Linked DNA regions of Homo sapiens: region 2 is linked to region 1. The links are chromatin contacts, found by Hi-C or POLR2A ChIA-PET in ENCODE. All regions are on one chromosome and are shown on one strand. Each heading gives the region's core, a stretch centred on a gene start or an enhancer-like site at or near the end of the contact. The rest is flanking DNA. Distances are from core to core; before and after follow the strand shown. Region 1 holds the start of TM4SF18 (transmembrane 4 L six family member 18). Region 2 overlaps TM4SF18-AS1 (TM4SF18 antisense RNA 1).

The links. Hi-C counts contacts between places; a loop is a spot of excess contacts on that map. ChIA-PET counts read pairs that join two places held with the same protein, here RNA polymerase II (POLR2A). Pooled maps may share reads with other maps.
Region 2: a loop to region 1 is called in a map of Panc1, with 7 times the contacts of the local background. The contact joins the enhancer-like site here to the promoter of TM4SF18 in region 1. A Hi-C loop is called at or near these places in 11 of 168 maps with a recorded cell type or tissue (Caco-2, Calu3, HepG2 and 8 more) and 5 of 50 pooled maps. POLR2A ChIA-PET finds 5 or more read pairs at or near these places in 10 of 52 experiments (A549, MCF 10A, OCI-LY7 and 7 more).

Annotation. Positions count from the first base shown.
Region 1 is chr3:149,330,751-149,335,598 of GRCh38, forward strand. It overlaps TM4SF18 (transmembrane 4 L six family member 18), which reads right to left and starts at 2,886. Exons shown (of 6, transcript NM_138786.4): 1 at 2,763-2,886; 2 at 2,456-2,649. The coding sequence starts at 2,632. TM4SF18-AS1 (TM4SF18 antisense RNA 1) reads left to right here. Exons shown (of 2, transcript NR_186251.1): 2 at 2,754-3,002.
Region 2 is chr3:149,297,747-149,302,594 of GRCh38, forward strand. All of the region lies in intron 1 of TM4SF18-AS1 (TM4SF18 antisense RNA 1), which reads left to right. Among named protein-coding and RNA genes, the nearest start is that of TM4SF18-AS1, 15 kb to the left of the region's middle. Within about 2 kb of position 2,530, at least 19 of the 41 ENCODE cell types and tissues checked have a DNase peak (open chromatin) inside an H3K27ac peak, as active enhancers do; they include PC-3, PC-9, Panc1 and 3 more, where a contact is called at or near this core.

The DNA.
Region 1 (4,848 bases), core at 1,636-4,135:
GGGCAGCAAAACCTGCCTTTCTCAATGACTCAGTTGTGGAGAACCAAGGAAAATCATTCAGCAGGCTTGGTAGTTTGCCAGCCTCTCTTCATTTACTGTCCTCTGGGAATGGAGGTGAGAGGCTCAGTTAATCTGAAACCATATCTCTTTAAAGTGACTTCAATTTCCCCATGCATTCAAACCATCTCAGGTTTAAATTGTTTCAATGTGTTTTGTCTGTATCAAGCCAACAAAGTGGGAGAATCAATGCATCTTATTTCCTTTTTTTAAATTTTATTTTAGGCAAAAGGCCAGAGCTCTGGAAAGAACATGTATTTCTTTACCATTATAATTTCATTATAATTTCTGGTTAGACTAGATACAGATCATGAATTGCTTATGGGAAATTCTCCACCCATTTTTTTACTCTCACTATTTAGGACTGAATCCCACAGCTGAGTTCACTGTTATTTTACTCTTCGTAGCCAATGTTTCTAGTTTCCAAATTTCTTCAGCTTTCATTAATTTTTTTGTTCATTTAATTATTTACCTATATTCTTCTCCTTTCTCCTAAAAGGATTTGATGCAGTTATAGTAATATATTTTAATAATTCCTGGAAGATGAAAAAAATAGAGAACAGGTTTCTTTTCCTAGTTTTAATTTTTACATGGAATATAAGCAAAAGAGTCCTATATTCCCCTCCTTTCCACATCGTTAGTTATGACAGATTGAAAGAAATTCTGGTCTAATCTTAGTTATGTCTTGCAACTCTTCCATCTATTGCAATTGCATATTGAGGGAAACAATGATGAGACAAGGCCAAAGCATAGTAACCAGCTTCATTACAATATTGATAGAGATAATTTGACCTAGAGCCTGTAGTCTTATTGCTCAGGCATCAACTGTTGAAAGAGACACTGCCTTCTTTTTTTGTTTTAAAATATAACTGCAATACAGAGGAGTCAAGAATAATGGAGGTAAAGTACACATAATTCCACCACCCTCGTGAGTCTTCATGCATTTATTTCTGGTGTTTTCCCACATATGTCTATTTGACACAGCTGCAATAGTAATTTACCCACAATGTTATTGTGTCTCTTTTCACTTAACATGAAATAATGTGCATTTTCCACGTTGTTACATCTTCATAATTATAATTTTCACCACTGTATGAAGTGAATGTACCATAATTTATTTTGCTACTTCTCTGTAAGATGCTTCTTCTAGTTATTTACTATTATACCAATGCAGCCACAAACATCTGCACACATAGCTCTTCCCTTATTTTGGATGATTTCCTCAGAAAAAATGATGAGATGTAGGATTACTGAGTCAAACGACATAAGCATTTTCATGGATCTTGATATATTATACCAAACTCTTCCCGAAAAGACTGACATTTATTTGTAGTGCAGCCAATATTAGTTATGTACTTATTTCATAGCAACATCAATAGCATTGGATATTAATATTTTAAAGTTTATTAATTTAATGTGCAAAATGAATAACTAAATGAAAATTGCTTTACAACACAGCTATTCAAATATAATAATTAAAAACCCCTAAAAGATGTAGAAATAGATTATAATGAATTTTCTTCTACATTATTGGTGGTCTGATTAGCTTACAGTCCATAATGCACTATTTTTAGAAATGACTTGACCAGGAAATTGTCTTTTCCTCTGAGTTGCCAACATGATTTACTCTCAGTTTGTTTATTTTTAAAGAACACAAAGTCATCAGGAAAACGTTCATGGATTCTTGCCATTGATAATTCAATTTACTTTTCAAAAACTCCCTCCATTATTAGGGTCTAATGTAGGACTATTTTAATGATGACACAGCTCATTCTTTAATAATCATAATTACAACAGTCACTGGCTATCTACTACATGTCAGTCTCTCTCCTGGGCACTTTATATATATTTTATCTTTAAAAGTAAATGCCATTATTCACATTTTTCACATTAGAACACTGAGGCTCAAAGATACTGAGTAACTTGCTGAAGGTCTCATGGAACAAATGACAGAGCTTAGATTTACATGCAGGTTTGTCTGAATAGCCAAGTCTCTGCTTTTTTTTCATGCTGTCCTAATGCCCCTTCAAGCTAGAAAAACATGAGTGCAGACAGAAAATCTGTTCTAGAAAACAGTAATGCCACTGAAGATCAAATAGCTTAAATTGATATGCAGGGTTCATGAGAACATACTGTTTTTACAGGCCAGTGTCCCACAGACTTTCATTAGGACTAATTTCCTGCATTACTGAGGCTGCATTGCTGAGCAGCTTATTGAAAACAGAGCTATGTCCCAAATGCCAGCAGATTACCTGCCCCTTCACCCCCATCCCTCTTTCAAATCCTACACCCAAGATTAGCAGAATGATTTTTCCATTATTCATTACTTCTACTAGTTACAAGGTAAGTCTCAATTACAACTCCCCCTTCTCTCCCAAGTCTCCAAATTCATACTTACCATGATGCCTGAGAAACAGATTCCTTCAAAATACCACACGTAGTTGGTGAGTTTATTGCTGGATGCATAGGAAGTTTGCCCATTCGGGAAATACAATAATATGTTCACGATTATACTCCAAAGTGCAAGCGGAATCAGCAAACAACTTAGGCAGCCTCCACACTTCCGAGACCCCATTTTGCCCTGCTTAGAACCTGCGGGAGATTTCAAGAGTATACAGTCACAGAAAGTCTATTTTTCTTCTTCCTACCTGACCTTTTTTTTCTCTCTCTCTCTCTTTTTTTTTTTTTTTTTTGAGATTACCTACCACTTCCAGGGTCAGAGCCCTTCACTTCATATTCATGAGGAGACGGGGAATTGGAATATACCCGCAGCCGACAATCTCAGTGTGAAATACTGGTTTACTGTTTGGAGAACAATAGACAATGATCAACAACTGAAGAGCTGAGCTGGTCTTCATCCTGTGCCAAAGGAATGCGGTGTTTTTCACTGCTTTTTAAAATAAGTAATTTTCCTCTGGATTAAAGCACCGAAGGCTTAACCCTGACCTTGTGTTAAGAAGGAAGTTGGGGTGGGAACTGGAATTGAATGCAGCAAATTTCATCCAACAGTGGAGAGAGGGTTAAAGAGAAAACTACCAAGGAGGCTTATATTTAGAGCTTGATAGGTTTGTTAAAATATCCTGACTTTACCCTTTTTATGTATCTGTCTTTCACCTAGTGTGCTTTTTGTGTGCACACTATTCACCAAGCTTTGTTCAAATTGCAAGGGATAAGAAAGGACTGAGAAAGTGACTGGTGGATGAGAAAAACAAAATATCTTGGTTAGATCAGTACAGCTTTCCTTCCAAGAGTTTGCATCTATTATCTCTACCTCTCTGAAAAATCATAACAGAAATAAAGGCATATTTTTCCTACTATTAAGAAAACAAAGGTAGGGCTGGCGCAATGGCTCAAGCCTGTAATCTCAACACTTTGAGAGGCTGAGGCGGGTGGATCATCTGAGGTCAGGAGTTCAAGACCAGCCTGGCCAACATGGTGAAACCCCATCTGTACTAAAAATACAAAAATTAGCTGGCATAGTGCTGGGCACCTGTAATCCCAGCTACTCTGGAGGCTGAGGAAGGAAAATCACTTGAACCTGGGAGACGGAGGTTGCAGTGAGCCGAGATCGTTCCACTGCACTCCAGCCTGGGTGACAAAGTAAGACTCTGTTTCAAAAAAAAAAAGAAAGAAAGAAAGAAAGAAAGAAAGAAAGAAAGAAACTAGCAGTCCAGGTTCCAAAGAGGTTTCTTGGCACCCCCTTGTGGATATGGTTTTTTTTCCCTCTAGTGCTTTTGATCTAAGTGCATCAAAAAATCTGGGCATTAGACGTTTTTTCCAGTCACATAGAAGCAGCATAAAATCATATTTACTAGAGTTCCTGGGATGATTGGGAAGAGAATAACATTGTTGGTTGAGCATTCATTGAGCATCTCTTATGTGGCAGGCACTGTGCTTGATGTTTTAAAAGGTTCACTCTGGCTGCTGTGTTGTAAATAGGTGGTAAAGGGTGTGGAGGAGATAGAGATGAGTTCTGAAGCCATTTCCACCATCCAGGTAAGAGATAATGATGACTCGGATCATGATGGTAGTAGCAGCAGAGGTGGTAAAAGGAAGCTGGATACCAAACACCGCATATTCTCACTCATAGGTGGGAATTGAACAATGAGATCACATGGACACAGGAAGGGGAACATCACACTCTGGGGACTGTTGTGGGGTGGGGGGAGCGGGGAGGGATAGCATTGGGAGATACACCTAATGCTAGATGACGAGTTAGTGGGTGCAGAGCACCAGCGTGGCGCATGTATACATATGTAACTAACCTGCACAATGTGCACATGTACCCTAAAACTTAAAGTATAATAATAAAAGAAAAAAAAAAGGAAGCTGGATTTGGGATATATTTTGAAGCTTGTGCCAACAGGATTGGTGGCAGATTGGATGTGGGTATAAGAGAAAGAGAGAAGTCAAAGACGACATCATTTGGGCCCGAGAAACTGGGAGAATAAAATTGTCATTAACAGAAATGAGCAAGTCAGCTGAATGAGCAGGGTTGGGAGAAGAGGAATGATATGGTCAGTTTCGAATGTGCTAAGTTTTGAAATACCTTTTAGAAATCCAAGTGGAGATGTCAACTAGGCAGCTGGATATACAAATATGAAGTTCAAGGAAGAGGTCTGGGTGACATATAAATGTGACAGTTGTCAGCATATAAATGGTATTTAAACCCATGAGACACTAAGGAAATGCATGTTGATAGAAAAGAGACCCAAGGACTAAATCCTGGGCAGCCCAGGACTGAGTTTAGGGACATGAGAGGAAGGCAGAAAGGATACTGAGAAATGGCCA
Region 2 (4,848 bases), core at 1,280-3,779, 33 kb before region 1:
GAAATTGTATTGGGAAAAAAAACTATGTTTTACTTTCTTTGTTCCCTAACTATGAGCTATTCCTACTTCACTATATATGTGAATGATGGTTCTAAAGAGGGAATCAGATCATTCATGTATTCAACATTCAGCAAATATTTGAGACTTCCTGTGCCCCTAGCCTTTTGGCCAATTGCTATTGGCTATATATATGGCCAATATATATTAAAAAGGGGGCCAGTATAATGAGTACAGAGGGTCTGCAATCATGGTGCAGCCACAAGTAAAATATGAGTAGTATTTATGCTTTTCTACACTCTCATATGTATTGCCCAGCTTATTTACTTATTTACCTGTTTACTTATTAAAACCAACCCCCACCTTCAGTGGATGAATATTTGCCAACTCAAATGACAGTAAAAAACGGTGCAGTGGCTCACGCCTGTAATCCCAGCACTTTGGGAGGCTGAGACAGGCAGATGGCTTAAGGCCAGGAGTTTGCGACCAGCCTGGCCAACATGGTGAAAACCAGTCTCTACTGAAATTACAAAAAGTAGCCGGGCATGGTGCCACATGCCTGTAATCCCAGCTACCTCGGAAGGCTGAGGCACGAGAATTGCTTAAACCCAGGAGGCAGAGGTTGCAATGAGCTGAGATTGCACCACTGCACTCCAGCCTGGGTGACAGAGTATGACTCTGCCAAAAAAAAAAAAAAAAAAAAGAGTAGAAGGAATTATAGCCACAGAATTTTCCAGGGCAATTCCAGAGGAGACCCAACAACTGTTAGGGACTATGCCCCTATTGTTAAAATGTCTATATAACCTCTGAGGCTGATGACTTTGAGAACACCTACACTGACTTGAAAATTCACATTCTGGTGTGTTTCTTTCTTTCTTTGAGACAGTGTTAGTTTTACTCTGTCACTTAGGCGAGAGTGCAGTGGTGCGATCATGACTCATTGCAGCCTTGAACTCCTGGGTTCAAGCAATCCTCCCACCTCAGCCTCCCAAGTAGCTGAGAATACAAACATGCACCACCACACCCGGTTAACTTTTCAAATTTTTTTTATAGAGACAAGGTCTTGCTGTGTCGCCCAGGCTGGTCGAGAACTCCTCACCTCAAGTGAACCTCCTGCCTTGGCCTCTCAAAGTGCTGAGTGTGCTTCTACTGAAAACATTTACAGTATGTCATAATCACAACTTTTTAGCATACTGTTAGCTAAAAAATAAAATATAGGCTGACTGCAAAAATTTACTTGCAATTCATCGTTTGGACCTCACAATAACTTTTCTCCATTGAAGCAATGTTGCAAGTGGTTGGTAGATTTCATTTTTGCCTTCCCAATGCCTTTGTAAACCCAAATGTAGACAAAATAGCCAAGGATAATTGCTACTAAAAAATATCCATTTAAAATGAATCCATTGGAAACTGGAAACAAACCAAAATATTGTATTAGGATTTTATCATGAGAAATGAAACCAATCAAGAAAATAAGCTTATTTTATCTTATATTATGTTAAACCCTACTGTGTAAAATTTATTAAAAATGGCACTTATTGTGGCTCAAACCAATATTTAAAACAAATTTGATTACATTTGTAAGTCTTTACCAAATCTTAGAATGAACCAGGAATAAATCAAGTGTTTGGATTTGAATGTTACGATTTTTGTTGACAAAGCTGTAAGAGGGGCACAATATCAAGTCCTTTATTTCACTGTTGATTTTTGCAGTACCTTCACAAATAGGGTTATTTTGCCTAAATATTAGAGGGCACTTCACTTTTTCGAAGGGCATCTCTTAATCTATGCTATTCAAACCATTCTTTTGAGACACATAACCTATCATTACCCCCTTTGCTTTTCTTCAAACATTTACTAGATTCTTATTTGTCAAATCTTTATGTGTGATTTAAGTAGTTCCTCATCACATCTAATCACTTAAATCCTGCTATTTGCATTTAATTGGCATTCTGTTTGCTTCATGAGAGTAACAAATATACTGACACAATAAATATGGAAATATATTTGTATCACATGGGAAGAAATGTTTAAATGGAGACTAATATCATAAGTGGTCACTTCTAAGAAACACTCCATTCTCATGTAATTATATTTATAGTAAAAATCATAGAAGACAATGCAGATACAAATCTGACAACTAAGAAAATTGTAAAAATTATGGAATAGTTTTAAAACTTTTTCCTTGAATGTTGGCTCTTTAAACAAAGAAGCCTTAATCAGAGAAATTTACGCATAAGCATGTGATTCTGAATGAGCCTTTTCAAGGACTTTATGTATGAGTATTTGACTTTTGAGGTTAATAGAATCAATTCTTTAATATGGGTTGAGAAATAAAAATAAAGTCCTAAGCTTCTCCAACTGACTGAACACACCATCTCTTGGCCCAGGGGACTCCAGAGAAACCTTAGAAACTGAGTTCCTGGCCATGATGGGCTAGCAGGTCGAACATGCCTCAGTATGCCCCATTCCTTCTAACCTTTAACCAGAATTCTTTCCTAAGGCGTAAGTAAGCAGAAACCAGCTCTGGAAAATGAGAAATGGATGACTCATTACTTTGTCAACTTTAGCCAGTCCTCTGAGGCTGCCACAGGACTCCCTTTCCCACATTGCAGTTTCAACATGACAGCTCACCAGTTAAACCATAAATCCCTTCCTGATAAGAGACCAACAACCATGAAGTGGTTCTGGCCAATCTATGCAGGGTGCACAGCCAGGGCATTTGTGTCCTCCCCTTCATCTTTTGACATTAGGGGGCTGAAAACTCCACTCTCAGATCATGCTAATGCCACAATTTTTTGTACAGGGAATTCATGAAGAGGCATAAAGCTCAATTGTGAAGCACATGTTTCTCCTTTAATAAATATTCATGACTCCTCCTACAGCCTAATAAAAAGGTATTTTCAGCCACTCTGCTCAGCATAAATTCCCGTTTCTTTCAGCACTACCTTGAAGTGCCTGTTTCTGGCTTCTGGCCAGAGGTTACACTTCCCAGCGTGTCAGAATGGCCACCCTGCAGGTTGCAGCCTTTTGTGAGAAATAAAGCTGTCCTTTCCAAATGTATGAACCTTGTGATTCTTCAGCTGACAGGGTAATTCATCTGAAAAACGTAGTTTTTCTTCTTGGAAGTGGACTTCCAATATCATGATGCTAAAAACATGTCATACTGTAATAAGAGCTGTTTTGTACTTTTACAGAAGGAATTTTTAAAAATTTATTTTTAGTTTTTGTGGGTACATAGTAGGTGTATATATTTGTGGGGTACATGAGATATTTTGACACAAGTATGCAATGCATAATAATCACATTAGGGTAAATGAGGTATCCATTACCTCAAGCATTTATCTTTTGTGTTATAAACAATCCAGTTGTACTCTTTTCATTATTTTAACATGTACAATTAAATTATTACTGACTATAGTCACCCTGTTGTGCTATCAAATAGTAGGTCTTATTCATTCTTTCTAACCATTTTTTGTACCTATTAACAATCCCCACTTGCTCTCCACTACCCCTGCCCCAATACCTTTCCCAGCTTCTGGTAACCATCCGTCTGCCCTCTATCCCTGTGAATTCAATTGTTTCACTTTTTAGCTCCCACAGATAAGTGAGAACATGTACAGTTTGTCTTTCTGTGCCTGGCTTAATTCACTTAACATGATGGCCTCCAGTTCCATCCATGTTGTTGCAAATGACAGGATCTCATTCTTTTTAAAAATATATGTAACATTTTCTTTATCCATTTGTTTGTTTATGGACACTTAGGTTGGTTCCAAGTCCTGGCTATTGTGAACAATGCTGTAGGTATCTCTTCGATATACTGATTTCCTTTCTTTTGGGTATATACCTAGAAGTGGGTTTGCTGGATCATATGGTGACTCTATTTTAGTTTTTGAGGACCCTCCAAACGGTTCTCCATAGTGCTTGTACTAATTTACATTCCCACCAACCGTGTATGAGGATTCCCTTTACTCCACATCCTTGCCATCATCTGTTATTGCCTGTCTTTTGAATAAAAACCATTTTAACTGGAATGAGATGATATCTCACTGTAGTTTTGATTTATGTTTCTCTGATGATCAATGATGTTGAGCATCTTTTTATATACCTGTTTGCAATTTGTATCTCTTCTTTTGAGAAATGTCTGTTCAGACCTTTTGGCCATTTAAAACATTAGATTATTAGATTTTTTCCTATAGAGTTGTTTGAACTCCTTATATATTCTGGTTATTAATCTCTGTCAAATGGGTACTTTTCAAATGTTTTCTCCCATGCTGTGGGTTGTCTTTTCACCTTGTTGATTGTTTCCTTTGTTATGCAGCAGGTTTTTAACTTGATGTGATCCCACTTGCCCATTTTTGCTTTGGTTGCCTGTGCTTGTGGAATATTACACAAGAAATCTTTGCCCAGTCCAATATTCTGGGGGGAGAGTTTCCCCCAATATTTTTTAGTAGTTTCATAATTTTAGTTCTTAGATTTAAATCTTTAATCCACTTTTATTTTATTTTTGTATATGGTGAGAGATATCATTCTAGTTTCACTCTTCTGCATATGCATATCCAGTTTTCCCAGCATCATTTATTGAAGAGACTGTCCTTTCCCCAATGTATGTTCTTGGTACTTTTGTTGAAACTGAGTTCACTGTAGATGTATCATTTTGTTTCTGGGTTCTCTGTTCTGTTCCATTGGTCTATGTGTCTGTTTTTATGCTTGTACCATGCTATTTTAGTTACTACAGCTCTGTAGTATAATTTGAAGTCAGGTAATGTGATTCCTCCAGTTTTGTTCTTTTGTGCTCAGGATAGTTCTGGCTATTCTGAGTCTTTAGTGATTTATAAATTTTAAGTTTGT